Linked DNA regions of Mus musculus: region 1 is linked to region 2. The links are chromatin loops, found by intact Hi-C in ENCODE. Cell type or tissue: gastrocnemius. All regions are shown on one strand. Links, peaks and the distances in the headings refer to the core of each region. The heading gives the core; the rest is flanking DNA.

Region 1 (10,692 bases), core at 1,056-9,055, 56 kb before region 2:
CATGCATCTCTGCCGAGGCCCGGGCACAAAGCAGGAACAAGATTACAAGGGAGGAGAGGGCTGCCAGATCTCCGAGGAGGGAGGAAGAGAGAGGCTGGCAGGGACGCAGGGACAATTACTGCGTGAGTCCACTTACGTGAGGTACACGGAAGAGTCCAGATCATGCACACAGGAGGGAGACGGGTGGTGGCTGGGGTGAGGGGCAAAGGGAGAGTTATTCTTTAACGAACAATTTTTGTTTTGGATGACAGAGATTGCACAACGTGTGTGTCCTTAGTGCCACTGAACTGTACACTTGAAAATGGTTGAAGTCAGGGCTGGAGATGTAGAAGCTTGGTGACAGCCAGCCTGGCATCTGTGAGGCCTTGGGTTTCATACTCAGTACAGAGCACAGACTCCCTGTGCTTGCCAAAAACAAAGTATTTAATAGCATGTTTCACTATGTGGTGTTGCAGTTTTTAAAACAAGGGAACAGTTTTATCTAGCAGACACTCCTCCCATCTTTAACACTGAAATCCAAAGGAAGCCAAGTGCTTTCCTGTCTCTTAAGTTTCTAGACAAGGGCATGTCTCCCTGAGGGTTGATGCTCTCTGGCTATACCAGCCAAGCTGAGGCTGAAGGGGATCAATGGAATCCAGGTGTTCCACTGTCAATCAATGGCGATATTCAGAGATGAATGTCTGCTTGCCATTAATAGACAGAACTGGAGCAAACCTCTTATAAAAGCACAACACATTTACTGGGCTCCCATTACCTGGCAGGCTCGGTTACAGAGATCCCAACACACAGTGATGACCACAGCAGACATACATTCCCCAAACTTGGACTCTAGTATCTTATATGAAATGCTCGGAAGTTGTGTATCCAAACCAGGGTTTGAAAAAGAGTTCTGAAACTCTTGTCAAAAAATAATCCCGTCAACAGGGATTACTGACTTTGGGGAGGCTGCAAACGTGTGCAAGCGATTTCTGATCAAGTCAGGACATCTGTCCACCGCTGGCAAAAGCCGATCAACTTTATGTGCCAAACAAGTCGGGGTCAGGCAGGGACAGCAGCACGGCGTAGAACCAGTCCAGCTCTTCTCAGCGGTGCAGTTTTACTTGCGGGGAAACTTGACAAAGCCAAGCCAAATCCTCTTTCAAAGAGGATCTGCAGATTAATCTCTGCCAAGCACGGAGTAAAATTCCATAAGACTCAAGGACCCACACACAGAGGGGGCAGGACAGGAGGCAGGTGGGCTCTTCTTCCCAGGGGATAAAATGTAGATCAATCCCTACTGACACAACAAATGTAACAGGTAACAAAAATGCAAAAATGCATATAATAAAAAATGAGTGAAACATTTAAAAATGACCGCTTGTTTCTTAATCCAGCATTGTTGCAGAATCAACATAATAAACTTTAAAGCAAAAAAAAAAAAGTGTAGGCTCTTAAATTTTCACCTTTAAGGAAATGATTTGAGATTCTAAATTATGTCCTGATTATATATTTGGGAGGTGTTTTCCCCATTTAGGAAAATAATCCCTCATTATTATTTTGTTACGTTGTAGGGAGGGCACGTGCCAATGTCCATGTTCCCATGGGGAGGTTGGGTGACAGCCTGAGGAAGACATTTGTCCTTTGTCCTTTTTTACCATGCAGGTTCTGGCGATTGGACTCAGGGTGACAAGGTTGGGAGCAGGAGCTTCACCAGCTGGGTCATCTCTCCAGCCCCACCCCTCATTTTATATGGAGGAATAAATGATGCTTACTAAATGGCATCAAGAGATTTTCAACATTACAATGAACTGACTTCGGCACTGCACTAAAATAAGCAGCAGCTTAAAGTTCACTCTGCAGTAAAAACTGATGAGTGCTTGATTTGACATTTTAATGACTGACAAATTTGGCTTAGGTATGAGGCCACATTCAAAGTGACACAGACGTTCTATCCATTTCTTCAGAGGATTCTTTTAGTACCAAGCATCTCAAAAGATTGTTAGGATCAACAAAGTAGGTCCAAATTAGGGACACCATGCCTATAACCCCAGGACTTGGGAGGCAGAGGCAGGGCAATCATAAAAGCTCCCAGGTTCAAGGTGAACTTGCACGCTGAGACCCCTATCTCTAAAGCAAAACAACAAAAAAAAAGATGTTCCAAAGAGAAGGTTGGCTGAGGGATGGAGAAGGCAGGGCTTAGCACCACCTGCATGCCTGTGGCTCTGCAGTGGGCCCTGAAGCTCTGGTCAGGTCTTCATACTTGCTTGGAGACAGCAGCTCTCTTAGAGCCTGGCTGAAAATCACAACCTTCCCCATAGTAGCTCCCCAAACTAAATCAACTAAGGGGAAAAAAAAATCTCTGGAGAGAAGCAATTCTTCACTTGAAACTAGATCTCAAGTTTCAAACACCGACTTCTATAGCATTATTATTTCCATGACTATGTATGCTCATGATGTGTGTGAGAGGGCATGCAGCACACATGTGGAGCTCAGAGGACAACTTTGTGGGAGTTGGTTCTCTCGGGGGATGAAGCTCAGGCCTGCACGCTCCATCAGCAAGTGCCTCTTACCTGCTGAGTTATCTCGCCAGCCCTTGGGCATCATCAGCTTTAGGTGCCTTGTGAACGGAGTCCGAGTTCAAAACATCAGCACGGTTTTGTTTTTCTCAGCAAACTCAGTTTCACAAAGACAAGCAAGAAAGCAAACCAAAACAACGTACGCATACACATCCTGTAACCAAACAAAAATAGCAAACCTCCCAGCTGCCTAACAGTCATTTGATAACTCGGCCCATCTGAAACAGAATGGCCGTTTAGTCTCAGAGTGGGAAGACTCGTGGATGACTGGAGACAGCTCTGGTGGATACACCATTCAAAAGCTGCGGTGAAACCACCCATTCCCTGGGTCCTCCTGCCCCCTGCCCAGGCTCCTTGCAGGTGGAGCAACATTCTAAAATTCATGTGCACATATGCGCTTTGGAACACGCAACACTTCCCCACTGACACATTAGAAACAGAAGGAAGATTTCTAGGGGACTGCCTGATGAACCCTCGTCGCTCACAAACCGACAAAGCCCCAGTTAGCCTTTATACTTTAGGGTTTTATTTTCTTTTACATTTTAAATTACAATTTAAAAATCTTTGGGGGAGGGGTGCCTGTGTCCCATGGCACACGTGTGGAGGGCAGTGGTTAATTTTAGGACTAGGTTTTGCTCCTTCCACCACGTGGGTTCTGGGGAGCAAACTCAGATGGTCTGTCTCCCGGAACTGGGATGAGAGATGTGTACCATCCCACCCACAAGTTTTGCTTCTGGAGGAAAAGATACTAGAACTTCTTGACAGGACTACTGGTAATAATAAAAGGAATCCCCCACAGCAGCGTGTTCCCCCCGCCCAACCCTAACTGAGCCTCTCTGCTCCTAAAAGGGGAGGGGCCCAGAGTTGAGAAACACTGTGCAGACACCAGGATCTGAGTTCAATCCCCAGCAGTCGCATGAAAGCCAGACAGGAGGAACGCTCCTGTAATCAATCCCTGCCCTGGAAAGGCAAAGACAGGAAGATCGCCGGGGCTAGCTGGCCAGCCAGTCTAGCAAAATTGGTGAGCTCCAAGTTCTGTGACACTATCTCAAAAGTGCTGAGTTGGAGAGCAGTGAGGATAGACACACAAATACACACACACACACACACACACAGAGGTGCGCTGGTGAGCGCGCTCACCTACACACACATACAGAAGGAGGTGGGCAGCGGGAGCTTGGAGGACGGGCACAGGACGTCCACCATGCAATGGGACAACAGCTTCCAAAACAGAGTGCAGTGGGGGTGTCTGTGTGTCTTGGGGTGGGAATCAGTGTCCCTTAGATGGCAGTGGCTCCAGGAGACAATCTGTATCCTATTTTACAGTTGGCAGTCCCTTATCCTCTGGAGATGCATTCCAAGACTCCAGTGGATGCTGAAAATCTCAGATGGGACCAAATCCTAGAATGCATATAGCTCTTGGGTGTTTACTCAATACATGCACTCTGATGGCTACATTAAAGTTATATATTAGCCACAATAAGAAATGACCAATTGCCCTGGCTAGTTTATTGTCAAACGGACAGAAGCTCAAGTTACTTCCGTAAGATTAGCCTGTAGGCAAGCTGAGTGTGGTGGCGCACGACTTTAATCCCAGCCCTCTGGAGGCAGAAGCAAATGGATCTCTCAGTTTGGTCTACAAAGCGAGTTTGAGGACAGCCAGGGCTACACAGAGAAACCCCCAAGTACATACTTATATACATAAAATAAAAATTAGCATGTAGACGAGCCTGTAGGGCATTCTCTTAATTAGAGTTTGATATGGGAGGGCCCTGCCCACTGCAAGTGGTGCAACCCCTGGGCGGGTGGTCCAGGGTTGTATACGAAAGCAGGCCAAGCAGACCGTGTGGTGTGCACTGTTTTTCCATGGCTTCTGCTTCAGTTCTTGCCTCCTGGTTCCTGCCTTGAGTCCCTGGCCCGATTTCCCTCAGTGATGGACTGTGATGTAGAACTTTAAGTTGAAATAAACCCTTCCTCCCCAAGGTGTTCTATCACAGCACTAGAAATGAAAACTAGCCAGCTTGGAGTAATCCTAACAGCTATGAAAGTTGAATGACTCTTTGAGTTGCTCACTGCCCTGTGCTCACCTCCTCTAGGTCACCCATGGATGAGATGGGGTGACTGGTGTAGCCACTGCGGTACACATGAAGCTGCTGGGAATGAGTTGCTGAATGCAAGTTTTGAAACCTCTCCAGGCTCGATGTGAGGATGAAGACTAGCTAACAGTGACTAGCCAGCAGGTGGCATGCTGTCCTAAGTCCTCCGGACGGAAGGGTGAGTCAGGACCAGGTGAGACACACGGGACAGTGTGAGAGTTCATGGTCCTGAGAACAGTGTGTAACTCAAACACGTGGATTTTTTTTCCCTCTGGAACTTTCTATGTATTATTTTCAGACTACAGTAGTTAATTGTGGGGAACAGAAATCTCAGCAAAGTGGATCCTCGGGTAAAGGGTCACTGATGTACTTCTGTACCAGGGTTACGACCGCCTTGTCCACTACAAGCCGCATATGCTACAAGCCGAGCACTTGAAACTGAGGAACGGACTTTTAAATTTTATTTTAATTAACTTAGGAAGCCATGTATGTAATCCAGCACTCAAAAGGTAGGAAAATCAGAATGAATTAATCCCTATGGCCACATAGGGGGTTCCAGGCCAACCTAGACTACGTGAGACCCTGTGTCAACAACTTCCCATTCCCCCTACAGCAAACGAAAAACCTCATGCTCACTGCAGCTTTTGGGAACAAACTGAGTGAAAATGTGGATCTACTTTACCCAGAAGAAAAGTTTTATGACATCTTGCCAGACAAGATGATGTGTGCCTGTAACCCCAGCACTTGGGGAAGAGAGGCAGGTGGATCTCTGAATTCAAGGCCAGCCTGGTCTACAGAGCCAGTTCCAGGACAGCCAGGGCGACACAGACAAACCTGTCTTGAAAAGCAAAAAAAAAAAAAAAAAAGGTTTTATGAATTCTAAACAGCTTAAAATTTAAAATTAAAATGGATAAAGTGTATACCAATTTCTGATTTCTGAGCTAAGTACAAAAATTCCTCACGATAATTTTCATATTGATTACTTGCTGACACTTTTATATTTTGGGTTACATGCTAATGTCAGGTGGTTTTTGTTATTGGTTTTTGTCTTTTTGAGACAACGTGTCACTCTGTTCAAGACTAGCTAGTCTTTGGCTGGCTTCAAACTGGCGGTGATCCTCCTGCCTCAGCCTCTGGAGTGCTAGGATTACAGGCATGCACTCCCATGACCAGCTTAGAACTAAACTGAACCTGGTTTTGTTGTCTTACTGTTTAAGGTGATGACTACTAAACAATTACACTCCTACGGATATAATCATATTGTTCAATCTCTAGCAGGATAGGCTACTTTAGAACATAAATATTTTATATTCCTATGCACCCAGTGCTTGAAGGTTTCTGGCGCACCCAGAGCTCAGCCACCCATAACACTGAAACTTCAGTCTGTTTCTTTCACTTGGGAGAAAACCTTCAGAGCTGTTCTGGAGACCTTTTCCTGTATTTACCGAGACGATAGAATGAAATGACATTGTTTGAGTTCAAAGTGCAGATACTATTTTTAAAAATTACTGTTTTGTGACGTAGTCTCTATGGAAATGTGTCTACGGTTCCAGCAAAACTTTTTTTTTTCAACTTTTTTGAGATAAGAGTCTTGCTATTTAGCTTGGTCTCAAATTCAAATTCCTGCCTCAGCCTCCCGAGTGCTGGGATTACAGGTGTGCATCACCATGCCCAGCCTAGCAATTAATTTATCTAGTAAAGAAGAAGTGTCCAGCATCAGTTCAAGGAATGTAAAGTCATTTTGACACTTAAAAAAAAATCTATTCCAGTCTTGGGCATGGTGGCGCACACCTTTAGTTCACAGCACTCAGAAGATGGAGGCAGGTGAATCTGTGAGTTTAAGGCCAGTCTGATCTACCTAGAGAGGTCCAGGCAGCCAGGGCTACATTGTCTCAAAGAAAAAAACAACCTACTCTAATGCATACTTCAAAGAGAATGTGCCACTCTTATCCACACTGTTCTCTGAAAAGAATGTAACAATCCAAATAGACTGTCTAGTAATTTTGACACACTCGGAGACATGCTGGTCTAGGGAGGGGATCTGAACATGTAGAAAGCCTTGGTATATGATGAAAATGTACTGGCACACCAGAAAGGGTAGGAAAAATGATAGGATTTTTTTTTGAGCTAATTGTCAAATATTTTGAAACAACTATAGGTCAAAAGTGTCAGCCCATGTAACATATTTGCAAAGCACCTGGCACACAGTGAGTCTCAAAATATTAATTATTGGGCTGGGTGTGGTGGGACAGACATAGTGTCAATCCCAGCACTTGAGAAATAGAGGCAGGAGGATCTCTATGGGCTCAAGGCTAGCCTGGTCTACAAGTGAGTTACAGGCCAGCCACAGCTTTATAGTAAGACCCTGTCTCTATAATTATGCTTATATATACTATATATATATATATATATACATATTAGTTATTATCATTAAGAAAAAACAGTGCTAATTTCCTCTCATTTCTTTTCTTTTTTTAAAGATTTATTTATTATTATATGTGAGTACACTATAGCTGTCTTCAGACACAGCAGAAGAGGGCATCAGATTTCATTACAGATGGTTGTGAGCCACCACGTGGTTGCTGGGATTTGAACTCAGGACCTTAGGAAGAGCAGTCAGTGTTCTTAACCTCTGAGCCATCTCTCCAGCCCTCCTCTCATTTCTTATATAGTAATTGAAAAATTACATTATTTCTAATTATGTTTATGTGTTGGGGGGGTATTCAGCTGCTTGCCATCTTATTAGCCCTCCCCCAAATATTTGTAATGCAAATATAACATTTTATAATCTCTTGGAAGGGATATTTTAATAATTATGTCTTCATAACCAGACTAGAAGGAATTAAACCAGACTGCATAAAATTTTAGCATTTTATACAAAGTTAAATGGCAAAAACAAAAATGGAAGAAAATCACATAATATATAAGATTTAAAAAAGGGGGGGGGCACTGGGGATAATTTCATTAGATGATCAATACAGACAGGAAAGCAACATTGAAGGAAGACAATAGGCTCTGGAAAGCGAGGGCCAGCCTTGCCTGAAACCAAAAACTTGCCTCTACTGCAGAGGCTTTGATGCTTGCTTATGGAAACCCCTCAGCATGCATCCATTAATGGGGGGGGGGGGGGCAAATGGACTGGGAGAGTTCTTGGAAACGTTGGTCACTGTTTATGCAAACGACTCAGCAACTCCATTCTAGAACTTTCAATAAAGAGAATAGTCTGACGGGGGTGGGGAAAAAATGGACTTACACTGAGTCTCATCCACAATGCTCATCCCACTGCCAAACTGGAAACAACCTGAACACATATTAATTATTATTTATTGTGCCATTTACTCTGGCTTAGATACCTCTGTGGTTGAGATACACCATGGAAAACATATCTTTAAAATGCCGTACACCAATGGGCGGCTCCAGGGACAGACGTCTCTCCTGAGACCCCGACGAACACCAAACGGAGGTCTGTTTTCAGCACACGTCTGGACACTGCCCGTTTCTTGTGGTCCTTGAGCTCTGTTAGCTGCCCCTGTTAGATCCTACCCTGAGTCTACAAACCCCTCCCTGGTTCTCAAACAGTTGAAACCTTTGGGTTATATAGTTTAATGGGTCAACTTCTCATCTACCTTGACCTTAAAAAGCAAATGTGATTGATCACAGGGCTCAGTCATTCACTGGTCACAAACATTTACTTGGTTCTAAGTTGTACTTTGCCTGATAACACAATTAAAAGATTTAGGGATAAGTTTCTTTACTCGCTTCAGAAGCAATGTAAACACACTTGTATGTCTATAACAATGAAGTGATAAAAAAACTAGACTAGGAATTATAAAGAAAAAATTTTAGAATTAGCTTCCCAAATTAGGTGCTTTATTTTTAGAAATTATATATATGTGTGTTAAATGTCAAACACCTGTGTGGGTGTTTTGCTGGCAATGTATAGCTGCACATTCTGTGCTTGCAGTACCCACAGAGGCCAGAAGATGGTGCTGGGTCCCATGGAATTTGACCGGTTTGTGAGCTGTCACGTGGGTGCTGGGAATCCAACCTGGGTCCTTTGGAAGAGCAGCCAGTGCTCTTAACCACTGAGCCATCTCTTCAGCACCAACTCCCCCTACCTCCTCTCACATCTTCTGTTTGAGACATGGTCTCACTCACTATGTTGCCTTAGCTGGTCTGAAGCTTGTTATGTGTAGTCCAGGCTAGACTTGGACACACAGTTGCTGCCTGCCCTTGCCTCCTGTGTGCTTGGATTAAATGCATGTGCTACACTGTGCACTACCTCCAAATTGGGTTTTGTTTGCTTTTTTTTTTTTTTTTTTTTTTTTTTGGTTTTTCAAGACAGGGTTTCTCTGTATAGCCCTGGCTGTCCTGGAACTCACTTTGTAGACCAGGCTGGCCTCGAACTCAGAAATCCACCTGCCTCTGCCTCCCGAGTGCTGGGATTAAAGGCGTGCGCCACCACGCCCGGCCGTTTGCTTGTTTTTGTATTTGTTTTTTAATTGTCTCTTGAGTCTTATGTACATTTGAACTCCTTTTTTGGAAATAGCCTTAAAATATGCAGACTTGGGAAAAACTTGTTATTTAAGTTCAAAAAGTCAAATAAATACCAGGATACAGTTAAGTAGTTAGTTCTAAATGAAGAGAGCAGCAAAGAATTTTTGTATTAATTTAAAAATATATTCTGAAGCTTGCTGGTATTATGTTATGTCAAGTTTGAAGTCCCAAATTTGTATGGATGTTTAAAACATCCCATGGTCTGGTGAAAGTGATTCCAATACCTAAGGGGAAATAAAGAAATGATTCTAACTGGTTATCAGAGGATCCTACTGATAAATCAAGAGCCCAACAGAAATAGCAATAATAAATGAGCTGAACATGAAGAAAGCACATCATTTAATATATTTTATTTTCTCAAACACTGTCTAGCTGTGTAGCCCTCACTGGCCTAAAACTCACTATGTAGACCAGACTGGACTCAAACTCACAGAGACCTGCCTCTGCCTCTGGGTACAGGGATTAAAGGTGTGTGTCCTCGGGATACCCCACAAGAAAATGTAATTTTGATTTAAATGAGAAAGGTGTATTTTTAAAGACAGAAGAGTAAGAGGTAATAAAAACACCCCCCAAGTCAATAACAGTGCCTCTGTTTTTGTTTTTTTTTTCTTTAAACACGAGCAAGAGGCAGAAACAGGTGGATCTCTGTGAGTTGGAGGCCAGCCTGGTCTACATAGCAAATTTCAGGCCAATCAGGGCTCTATAGTGAGATTCCCATCTCAAAAACAAACAAAATAAAAAGTAATCTGAGCCTTTAACATAAAAATATTTGTTTTCATGCATTTTAATTATCATGGATTTAATATATAAAGCACTAAAAGAAATGAATGCTATATTTATTTTATTGTTGCCCAAATTGGGTTAAAGCAAAATTCCAGTATCTCAAATTCCATTATGGTAAATTATAAAGCCCAACCCAAGGTAAGGCAGACGTCTAGTTACTTTAGGTGAAATAAATAGATGTGCTAGGCTCAAAGGTATTTTCATACAGTTGTCGCTGTGGTCGCTCCATGGGTGATAAGCCTGAGACAGCTGTGCCCCAGAATCCTCCAGCAACATCACCTTGGAACTTATCTTTAGTTCTCTTCTGTAATTCTTCAGGAGTTAAAAAAATGTCTTCATGCGCCGGGCGTGGTGGCGCACGCCTTTAATCCCAGCACTTGGGAGGCAGAGGCAGGTGGATCTCTGAGTTCGAGGCCAGCCTGGTCTACAAAGTGAGTTCCAGGACAGCCAGGGCTACACAGAGAAACCCTGTCTCGAAAAACCAAAACCAAAACAAAACAAACAAACAAAAAATGTCTTCATGCACAGAGTTACAAACAAACCAATGTGGATTTAATTAAGGGACACTGCGAGCCTAGGTATCAGCAGTGTCACATGCCCACGAGTGACTCTTCCTTGAAAAGGATTCCTCACCAGACTTTGTCCCAAGTGAGACAATACACATTTAGAGAAGTCACAGGGCTGGCTGGTGGAGTGGGAAG
Region 2 (10,692 bases), core at 999-8,998:
GCTGTGATCTTAAGGGTGCTGCTGCCCTAAAGCAGTGTCAGAAAGCTAAACACTCTCTCTCTCTCTGTGTGTGTGTGTGTGTGGTGTATGTGTGTATTTGTTAGGGGCTACATGCCCAGGAAAATGTGTGTGTGTTAGGGGCTACATGCCCAGGAAAGCAGGGGTTTAAGGGCTTGGGGAAAGAAGGTGCAAGAATGAAAGCAAAGCTATAGTCCAGGCTACCCCTCCCCAGCAGCCCCCTAAGCAATCACAGGGGCCAGGGCCAGAGTGCCTGTCAACCTTCCTGTGGCCAAGGGCATTAGAGAGCCTGGACAACAGCCCTTCATCCCCTGGCCTCTTCCCAGAGCCTAGCAGGTGACATCAGCCAACTGCTGCCATAGACTGAGAAAGCAAAGGAAACTAGTCAGGACAGAGAGGCCTGCCTTGCCCTAGCTGGACCTCTGGCACCCAGGTACAATTAGTCCAGGACTCAGGGTTGGAGCCTTGGACTTAAAGAGCACACTCCTGGGCTGGAGTGAGCAGGTAAGAGCACTGACTGCTCTTCCAAGGTCATGAGTTCAAATCTCAGCAACCACATGGTGGCTCACAACCACCTGTAACAAGATCTGACACCTTCTTCTGGCGCATCTGAGGACAGCTACAGTGTACTTGTGTATAGTAATAATTCTTTGGGCTGGAGCCAGCCGAGGTCCTCAAATTCAACTCCCAACAACCACATGAAGGCTCACAACCATCTGTACAGCTCCAGTGTACTCATATACATCTTTTTAAAAAGGGGGGGGGCACACTACTGAGGATTGAGGGTTGGGGCATGAGGAACTGTAAGACAGGTTACCTCAGAGTTCCAATCATGTTTGGGGGAAGGAGCTCAGTTCACAGCCTGTCCCAGGCAGGGTGGCTGGGGATTGGAAGCAGGGTCTGGCCCTGCCTCAGTCGTGCTAAGAACACTGATCCCTGCTTCCATCTCTGCAGAGGCGGCACTGGTATCTCTCACCGAGGCACCCAGTGCAGGGCTGGGCTCCAAGGTACTGAGCAGGGAGAGGAGTAGGTGGGGGGTGCTGTGAGCAGGCGCCTTGTCTGTGGCCTTTTCCTCAATTATCGTTGCTGACTGCCCAGGGGCCCTGTAGCCACCAGCCAGGGAAGTGGCTGCAAGTTGTCCCCACTGTAAAGAAGGTGATAATGGGCCAACTGTGGAAGGAGAGGCCTTGGTCTACACCCCAGCCCTCCCGCCCTCCATTAGGGAGCTTATCTGACTCCAGAACAAACACAGCAGCTTTGGGAGGGCAGAGGGAGGAGGCCACTCTGACACTGTCCTGCCACTGGACTATGACCTCTGGCTCCTGGGTCACCTCTTCTGGAGGACGGTAGCTGATGTAAGGTGGGGGGCCTGCATCACCCTGGGAATGAGAAGCAAACAGAACTTCAACCGAGCTGGGCTGCTCTATCCCCTCTTATCATGTGCTCCTAGCCCGGCTCTGCCTCTTCCAAGCACAACCTAGGCAAAGGTGGTCCCGCCAGCCAGCCAGCCCCCACTGCCAGACAGTTCCTATATAATCTTTATTTCTGGAAGTTAAAGTAGTTACAGCAATATACAAAAACAAACAACAACAAAAAACAACCCACAATAATATAAATTTTTACACTAGAAAGTTTACATTGGAATCTGAGTGCAGTGGCCAGAACACAAGCCACTGCACTGAAAGGCTAAGCAGTCTGCAGGCTGGGTGAGGCTGGGGCCAAGTGGGGCCAAGGAGAGGGAAAGTGGGCAGTTCCAGGGGCTCACTATGGGTGGTTAACCCAGGCACACAGACTTCCCAGAGCCCCTGAGGTACAACACCAGCCCCAGAGAAGCCCTCACCTTGTTCCTGGGTCCCCAGGATTGAAAGCCATAAAAATGCCCAAGCCTTGCCTTCCTAAATACCCTTTCAGTTTATAAGTTCAGCTTATTGTATAACTAAAGAACATTGATGGGGTGGGAGAGCAGTAACTGTCTCGAAGCAGAAGGCTGGGGTGGTCAAGGCAAGCAGTTCGTCTTGGAGACAATGTCCTCACTGCCCTTAATTCAGACACTGGTTAACTGGAAGGAAACAATTCCACAGACACTGATCAGCTGAATGAGGTGGCTTTGAGTCACTGAATCTAGCCATGCCTCTGTCAGGAAAGGCTTGCCTTGAACACTCAGTGTTCCAGTAAGCTGAGTGAGCGAAGCAAGCAAGCGACATGGAGGCCACAGTAGGTGCAGGAACTGTGTTCCACCTCACCTGGGAGACCCAATGGGGAGCAGACAGTTGCCAGTCTCAGGGGAGGCCAAGAATACACCACTCATATGAGGGCAGACCTGGAGTATATGTCAGCTTTTGCCCTGTGGTTACAGATATCCCTGGGAACCAAGCGCATAGAATAAGGACCATACTCCCTGAGCTTTGCTGAGGGCCTGTAGTCTGAGGCAGGTTCAAACCTGTAAGGCAATCCCTCTCGACACAAGGTCCTGAGGCAGGGATTCCCAATAGAAGCAGGACAGAGGGCCTTTGGACATGGGAAGGGGACATACTACCAGCAAGGTCAAGTGGGAAAGGAAGGCAGGTTGACCCTAGGCCCAGTAAGGCACCCACAGGGCAGGCTGACCCTGAAACAGGGTCTGGAGTCTGGGTTGGGGAGGGAGTAGGGTGATGACAAAGGCTTTCCAGTGCCCTTGGCCTACCTCACACCTCCAACCGACAAGCATACTGGGTAAACAAAACCCAGGGATATCTAGGTTCTCTCTAGCCTTTGTGTTTGAACCAGAGGCCAAGCCACAGCTCTCGGATCTCTTTTACAGATTTGATCTGCAACCATTCCAGGGTTTATATAGATGATCAGCCTGAAGACAGCGCTGGAGAGGCTGTTAACTGAGTATTCCTTGATATGGAAAGGCTATGCTGTGTCAGTGTGTTTTGCCCTTTAATTCTTATTTTTTTTTTTTTTAATTTAAAGAGGAACCTCTGGGCTTAGTCCTAGCTTCTATGTGGATATTAGCAAGGTTGAAAGTGCAGAGCCAGGAGTTCCCAGCCTGGGGTATCAGCTCACAGAGTGGGGCAACAGGATGCCATGGGCACCAGGAGGCACTTGTCTAACAACCAACCCCGAGCTGCTGAAAAAGGAGGGCAGGCGGGCAGGACAGGAGGTGTTCCCCTTGCTCCCTTCTGCTCTCAGCCCCATCCCCAGACTCAGAGGTGCTCTCCTCTTTACATAACAGTTTATCACCCACACTCACTCATTTCTCTATTTTAAAAAGTGCCCAGATTGCCCAAAGATAGCAGAAGTAGGAAATTAAAAAAAAAAATCTGGAACCACAAAGTTAGGAGTTTCAGACGATATGGGGTTCGGCTGCTTAGGGGTGGAGCACGGGGCAGGTGTCTCAAGTCACGTCTCTGCAGCTTCTGGTTTCAGCTCCTCACATGGGGGAGGTAGCACACTCCGAGGTCAGATCCATGTCAAACGTGAGCGACTCTGCAGAGACACACAGAGAGTGTCAGTTCAGCCACCTGACTAAAGCCGACTCACAAACCCTCATCCCTCTGTACGAGGACAGGGCTCAGGAACCACCAGTCTCCTGTTCCTTCAGACATGGACAAGGTCAGAAAAGCCAGACTTCCTGCCCCTCACAGGAGGGCCTTGCCCTCCCAGAAGAGCACAGTCTCCACCTCAGCCCTCACTCTCTCTTTCAGGGGTCTGAGGCTGCCCTGGGTGTGGTAGCCTTAGCCACACACTGCCACCTGAGACTAGCCTAAATCAAAGGCATCAAAGCCACTCCATTTCAAAGACTCAGTAGAGGAGGCGGGACAGGGGAGGACAGCTCCATGATTTCTCAGATGCTGAAGTGCCGCTGCTGCTTACCCAAGCTGTCAAAGTCTCTTACTGCTTTTACTGTGGCTACTGGGAAACTGCATGTGTGTGAGTATCATTTCCACAGCAGAACATGGCCCTAGAGCCATTTTTTGTTTTGTTTTGTTTTTTCAAGACTGGGTTTCTCTGTGTAATAGAGCCCCGGCTATCCTGGACTCACTTTATAGACCAGGCTGGCCTCAGAACTCACAGGGAGGGATCATTCTGCCTCAGGCTTGGGCCACCACACCCAGCTCTAGAGCCGATTTCTACCAGTGTGGATGGCAGGCCCTGGCTCTGTACAGGCAAGCATCAATGGGGCCTGACCCTCCAAACACTCACCAAACTGCCCTCCTGCTGAGGGCTCAGCACCTTCACCGTTATTTCCAAACTGCATCAATGAATCTAAAGTGCGGGGGGACATCGGCAGGTCAATGGTATTGCTGCAGGTCGTTCTGTAGGAAAGGGGGGACGGCAGGAGTGGGAAGGGCCAGGTTGACAAGACACAATGGAGGGGGAAAAAAAAAAAGAACAAACACACACACACAAGCCATCAAACTCTGGTCTCCAACAGAAAAAATAAAAACTCAAGCTTTTTAAACACACAAGGTCACTCTGAGCACTAAACAAGCCCAGCAGCTACCAGCCCTTCACGGTAACTCTCACCCCATGTCCTCCCTATTCCTGGGGACAACTGAGCACACTAGGACACTAGAAATGAATGCGAAACTGGGAAGGGCGGCCACTTACGGTGTCACACAGATGAACTTGGTCTTCAGGTACGGGGCAGCACCTGCAGAGAGGAAACCCGGGCTTTAACAGATTGTGACTTGCTTTGAGAACATGCAAGAGGAATCCTCCTGCCTCTCCCAGACGGCGTGAGCCAACCTTACAGAAACTGCCCAGACACCGCAGTCCAGCTCTTAGGGCTGTCCTCCCTCATCACATGCTGCTTGCCATCCAGTCTTGCAGTTTGAAGTTCTATCTCTTCCATAGAATTTCCTGAGCTGCAAAGACTTCTGCAGAGACACCTGCCCCACCTCTACCCAGCCTACCGTCAACTCTTTTGTTTTTGTTTTTTGTTTTTTTGAGACAGGGTTTCTCTGTGTAGCCCTGGCTGTCCTGGAACTTACTCTGTAGACCAGGCTGGGCTTGAACTCAGAAATCCGCCTGCCTCTGCTTCCCAAGTGCTGGGATTAAAGGTGTGCACCACCACTGCCCGGCCTACCGCCAACTCTTGTGCATCCTTCCCCACCCTGCCTGAGCGACCAACCATCTTTGTGTAGCGTTAGGCTTCTCCTGTGACCTGGTCACACTTGTGAATTGACTTCCCTGTTTGGTGACCAGCCCAGACACCAACAGGACTAAATGCTTACGTGCTGGAGGCTCCAAAGCCACTTCCAATCAGGAAAACATACCCCAGCCACTGGGAGACAGGACACCAGGTCCGAGAACATGTGCAACAGCCAGGAAACCTGGCCAAGGCGCCATCTCTTTCATGTGTGGGACAGAGAAAGAGACAGGACTGGCTGTCTTCCATCTCTGCCGTTTATGTTGGAAATGTGAGGACTGAAATGTTAGGCCAAGAAATCTGGAAGCCCTGGGGACACTGGCATGAAGCCCTGGGGGTTCAGTTAATGATGCTCGCAGCGGGCCTGGGGCTGTGTGGGTAGGCTAAGAAAAGCACAGACAGAACACTGGGGCTTACAAGCATCCAGCAAGACAAACCCCTGGGAGAAGCCATTAGAAAGTGCTCTTAGATGAATATGCAAGCTCATTTGTGGCCAAGAAACAGGTTAACTCAGCACAGAAGCAAAGGAATTATTGAGGCAACTGTGCTGCCTACAGTTCTAGAAAAGGTCTCTAGAGTGAGAACTGTCACCTTAAAGAGACAGAGGGGATCAGGGAGATGGCTTAGTGCTTAAGTCATCTGTCACCAAGCCTGAGCTCTGTCCTCAGGGGCTACATGGTAGAAGGAGAGAGCTGACACCCTCAAGGTCCTCCAACAAGGACCACCCCCAACACACATGCATACACAATAAGTTAGAGCGGAGAAGAGAAGACTTTCATTCTCCAGTGGTCAAGAGAGAAATATTCTTTGACCCGGCCCGAGGTAGGAGTGCGGGACACAGACTGGAGATGGAAGAGAGAAGGAACATCCTGTTGCTGCCTGGTGAACTTGCTCAAAATCCCTCCAGAGGAGCACAGGGTATATTACAGCCTCCTGACAGACAAGGAAGACCCAGGACGAGGCTCCGGGGAGGTCTCTACTGCAATACTCCTGTAGCAGGGGCAGAGGACAGGGACATACAGGCTCACCTCCCTAAGGGGATCATCTGAACCCCCTACCCTTCCATCATCGGGCTCCGGAGCCCCCAGTGCACTCTCCCTAGGCTCACAGGCAAGCCCATCAGGCAGTGGGCTCCTTTCTCATGCCCAGGCCTTGCCCCTGAGGAATGTCTCTGGGCAGCCTACACAGGAATGGTGATGGAGGTGGATGCCTGACCAGGGGCCTGGATCTTGAAAGCAAAATTAGTCAAAAGGATCAGTGCTCGGACTTCAAAGTCCTCTGTGAAAAGAACAAAGACCAGTGTGAGAGGGACTGATAAACAGATCTTCCAACTGAAGGCAAGGTGGAAGCAGAGATAAGGGACAGACAGGAAGTGAGAGCTGAACTCCTCCACAGAATGAAGAGAACTCAACAGCAGAACAAAGGGAAAGGAAAGTAACCGTCAACAAGCGACTCCTCCAAGAATGGTGGGCAGAGCCGGGGAAGCTGTGTGCAGGTGCTATGTGAACAGAAGCGGTTGGTGAAAAAACACCAGAGCAAGGAGGCCGGCTCACACAAGGCACCTCAGAGCAAGGAGGCCGGCTCACACAGGGCACCTCAGAGCAAGGAGGCCGGCTCACACAGGGCACCTCAGAGCAAGGAGGCCGGCTCACACAGGGCACCTCAGAGCAAGGAGGCCGGCTCACACAGGGCACCTCGGAGCTCAGCATGTGCAATGATCAACAACAGTCTTAGAAAACCAGACTCCTCACCAGCATAAGGACAGAGGCAAGCGTCAATGCAACAAGTTTGAAATGGCTTCAGACCAGACACCTCTGACTCTTTACACTGGGACCGCCCCAGACACTACAGACTTAACACAACATAATTTCTATTTTTCATATAATTTATACCAGCAGTTCTCAACCTTCTGAATGCTATGACCCTTTAATACAGCTCCTCATGTTGTGGTGACCCCAACCATACATTACTTTTTCTTACTACTTCATAGCTGTAATTTTGCTACAGTTATGAATCATAATGGAAATCTCTGTTTTCCTATAGTCTTAAGCGCTCCGTGAAAGGCTGAGAAATGCTGATTTACAGCCACACGCACTCCCACAGAGTAGATGCATCTTGTTTCTAAATGCCAAGTCCACATTCCCTCCAGTCATCATCTCTGGAACATCAACACCTCCAGCTTGATGTCAGCTCTGCCCCAGGCTGCCAACAGCCACTGCCCCAGAAAGCCTTTCTTCAGACTCCTGGCACTGCTCACTCAGGACAGCAAAGCATGCTGGACTCAAATCTGTCTCGGGTCTTCTGGAACCCACTGACTGGAGAAGCACCAGAGAGACCTGCCTTCATTTCTCTTTCTAGTGTTTTAAAGTGGCGGGGTGGGAGGGAGGGGGAGATGGAAAGGGAGAAGAGAGGAAGAGGGAGAGATACTATTTTCATCTTCAGACTTCCAAGCTCCCTGAGGGCTGATTCTGTCCTCCTCTTGAATCCTGAGTTAGTCACCCTGTCAAGGAACCCAATAAACCACTCTTTCCCAAAAGAAGGAATCACCAAGCCCTGCTCCCACAAGATACTCAGCCATGTCCTTGTCTCTCCAAGGATGCGTACTTTCTCACTAGGAAGGAAGGCAAAGCCATGGAAAGTCAACAACTACCTGGGTCGGCTTCGGGGTGCTCCTGGCTCTCGGGCCTACAGTACTTTCCAAATGCCTCCTCCTTGGGAATGTCGGGGTAGAGGTAGACAAGTGGAGACACCAGGATGTTGGTCGCATCCATGATCTTATAGCCCATGATGATTTCAGCAAATGACATGTTGTTCAGCTGCTGCTTGGTGTATGGCTCTACAGACTGGATCTGGGTCTTGCCTGTCACGGACCATGGAAGGAGAGATTATGCCAGTGGAGTGAGTGCTGGAGACTCTGAATGCCCTGCCCAGTGACTTGGAACTGAGGCAATATCCAGGCGGGCTTGTAGAGATCCAGCTGGCTCATAGGCAAAAACACCTGCCGCAAATGTATTAACGGGGTAGGCAGGAAAGGGAGTACAGAAGTAAGATTTCAATCACACTTTTCTACACAAATGTTAGCCAAATGAGTGAACAGGACAAACTGGCAGGCCACCTCTTCAGGAGGCACAGGCCCTCTCTGCCCTTCAGGGGGCAGTAGTACCCAGAACATGAAGTAGCCGGGTGCTGCCAGTGGCCAGCAGGTGGAGCAAGTGATACAGGAGGCAAGCGTTCTTACCACTGATGTCCTTTTCCACCCAAGTGAAAGTGACCCCTCCTTCTTTGCTGCTCTCGCTGAAGCGCAGTAGGAAGGTGCCCGGGGGCTTTGTGCTTAGGATGGCCCGCTCCCGCTCCTTGCTGATGAAACCCATGATGTACCTGCAGCCAAGGACAACCAGTCACGGGCTTGCTGGGAGTAGGTGACTCGTTACACAGGGCAGCCTTACTGCAGAGTTTAACCTTACCCTTCATTCCAAAGGGCCAAGATATACTTTTTCACAAGGTCGATGATATTGTCTAGCCAGACCCAGAAGGAGAAGCCCTTGCCAGCCATGTTTTCCTGGAGAAAAGAATGGGAAAGCAAGTCCACCACCACTCACCCCAGCTCTTTCCTGCCAGAGCCTTCTTACACCCTCAGGTTCCTCTATCCTCAGGCAGCTCCTGACAGCTGCTGGAGAAAGGGGTCCTGGGCACCCCACACCTACCTCCTAACTGAGGGAATCAACAGGATCACTTACTTTGCAGAATTTAGCCCATGTGATCTGACACCCTGAGTAGTTCACACCAGGCCCTGGAAGAGAAAACAACAACCGGATTTCAGCCTTGGCCAAAGCTATTTCTTAAGCAGAATTTACAAAAAGGCCATGCATTTGTACATGTACTTACAGGGTGTGTGCCACACATGCCCACACACACCCAAGCCCAACAGCTGTCCCTAGATTAGGCCAGCACAGATGTCCTGTTGGACCCCTGCTTGTCCTTGCCTTGTGTGGTCTGAGAACTGGCAACACACAGTGACAAAGCTGGCAGCTGGGGTCAGGAGCCTTTTTTTTTTTTTTTTTGTAGGAGCACAGGTCAAAGTTACTTTCAGTCCAGATATTTTTTTAAAGGGGAGAAAAAATTTAAAACTATTGTCTTTGGCTTTTTAAAGAAAGAAACATGCTCTTCAAACACACTTAGCAACCTGGTCCTGGCATGGTGCCTTGCCCTAGGCTGACATGGGGACCCCGACTGAATGACCACCCCCCAGGCCAGACATGTCTGAAGCTGTCAACCTAGGAGCTTCTCAGCCAGCGTTGTCAGCTGCTCGATGCTCAGCCCCCGCTTGGTGGTGGACGAGAACTGCCAGCTGAGCACCTCGGCCACTTGGTCCCAGGTTCCAATTGGCGGCTTAGTGAAGAAGTTCACGTTCTATTGAAAAGAACACATTTGTTCACTTGGATGAGAGAGTGACACTGACAGCCTGCACCCACTTGGATGAGAGAGTGACACTGACAGCCTGCACCCACTTGGATGAGAGAGTGACACTGACAGCCTGCACCCACTTGGATGAGAGAGTGACACTGACAGCCTGCACCGGGGGTGGAGAAGCAGCAAGGTTCAGGGATTTCAGAGAGGGTTGGGGGTGGGAAACTCACCTTGGGGTTATTGGTCAGCATGTTATACCACAGGATTGATGCCCAAGCATTTGGCATCTGACAGATGTTGGAGATCACCACAACTGGCAAGGAGTGGGTCTGTAGAGTATGGGGACAGGCGGTGAATGACTTAGTGGGACAGCTGGGCTCTCACAGCTCCCAACCCTTGTCACCCGCATCTCAATAAGTTAGAATTAAAAATCACACCATGGCCACCCCTCACGGCAAGTGCAGGCTGGAGCAAGAACACCAAGAGGAGAAAGACCAGCCTGCATCAGGACCAGCCTGCATCAGGACCAGCCTGCATCAGGACCAGCCTGCATCAGCACTGATGTCTGAACATCATCAGTGACTTGTTCAAAGTCAGGCCCTAAAAACTAACACTAGGGCTGGAGAGATGGCTCAGCAGTTATGAGCACTGACTGCTCTTCCGAAGGTCCCGAGTTCAAATCCCAGCAACCACACGGTGGCTCACAACCATCCATAAAAAAGATATGACTCCCTCTTCTGGAGTGTCTGAAGACAGCCACAGTGCACTCATAATAAATAAATAAACAAACAAACCTTTAAAAACAAACAAACAAACAACTAACACTAACCCAAACACTAAGGCTAACCCAGGCCCTCAGCCCGACTCTCCAGAGACAGACCTGGAAGGCAACCTCCAAACAACCTGCATCTTTCCATGAAGCTGAGGTGTTAGAAATCAAACCTAAGGATGTCTGCTTTTCCAGGTCTAAACTTAATAAGATCAAGAAAGATGGAAAACAGGGGCTGGAGAGATGGCCTATCAGTTAAGAGCACTGACTATTCTTCCTGAGGTCCTGAGTTCAATTCCCAGCAACCACATGGTGGCTTTACAACCATCTGTGATGGAATCTAATTCCCTCTTCTGGTGTG

What was found. Hi-C counts contacts between places; a loop is a spot of excess contacts. Peaks named below come from ENCODE experiments on the same cell type or tissue, not always from the same donor. Only the 100,000 strongest peaks of a DNase experiment are listed, where the experiment ranks them.
Region 1: a loop joins it to region 2, with 2.2 times the contacts of the local background. A loop is called at or near these places in 2 of 42 quality-filtered maps.

What each region holds. Positions count from the first base shown.
Region 1 is chr11:100,828,858-100,839,549 of GRCm38, forward strand. All of the region lies in intron 1 of Stat5b (signal transducer and activator of transcription 5B), which reads right to left. Among named protein-coding and RNA genes, the nearest start is that of Stat5b, 16 kb to the right of the region's middle. In gastrocnemius, for the core only: CTCF peaks have their summits at 4,781 (motif pointing right) and 8,619 (motif pointing right); no DNase peak of the experiment used is centred there; H3K4me3 peaks cover 1,978 bases; H3K27ac peaks cover 4,365 bases.
Region 2 is chr11:100,885,272-100,895,963 of GRCm38, forward strand. Stat3 (signal transducer and activator of transcription 3) reads right to left here. Exons shown (of 24, transcript NM_213659.3): 16 at 9,793-9,891; 17 at 9,430-9,565; 18 at 8,893-8,945; 19 at 8,620-8,714; 20 at 8,394-8,533; 21 at 7,803-8,015; 22 at 4,615-4,657; 23 at 4,207-4,319; 24 at 1,535-3,489. The coding sequence ends at 3,434. Among named protein-coding and RNA genes, the nearest start is that of Stat5a, 31 kb to the left of the region's middle. In gastrocnemius, for the core only: no CTCF peak of the experiment used is centred there; DNase peaks (open chromatin) are centred at 5,410 and 8,355; H3K4me3 peaks cover 346 bases; H3K27ac peaks cover 3,678 bases.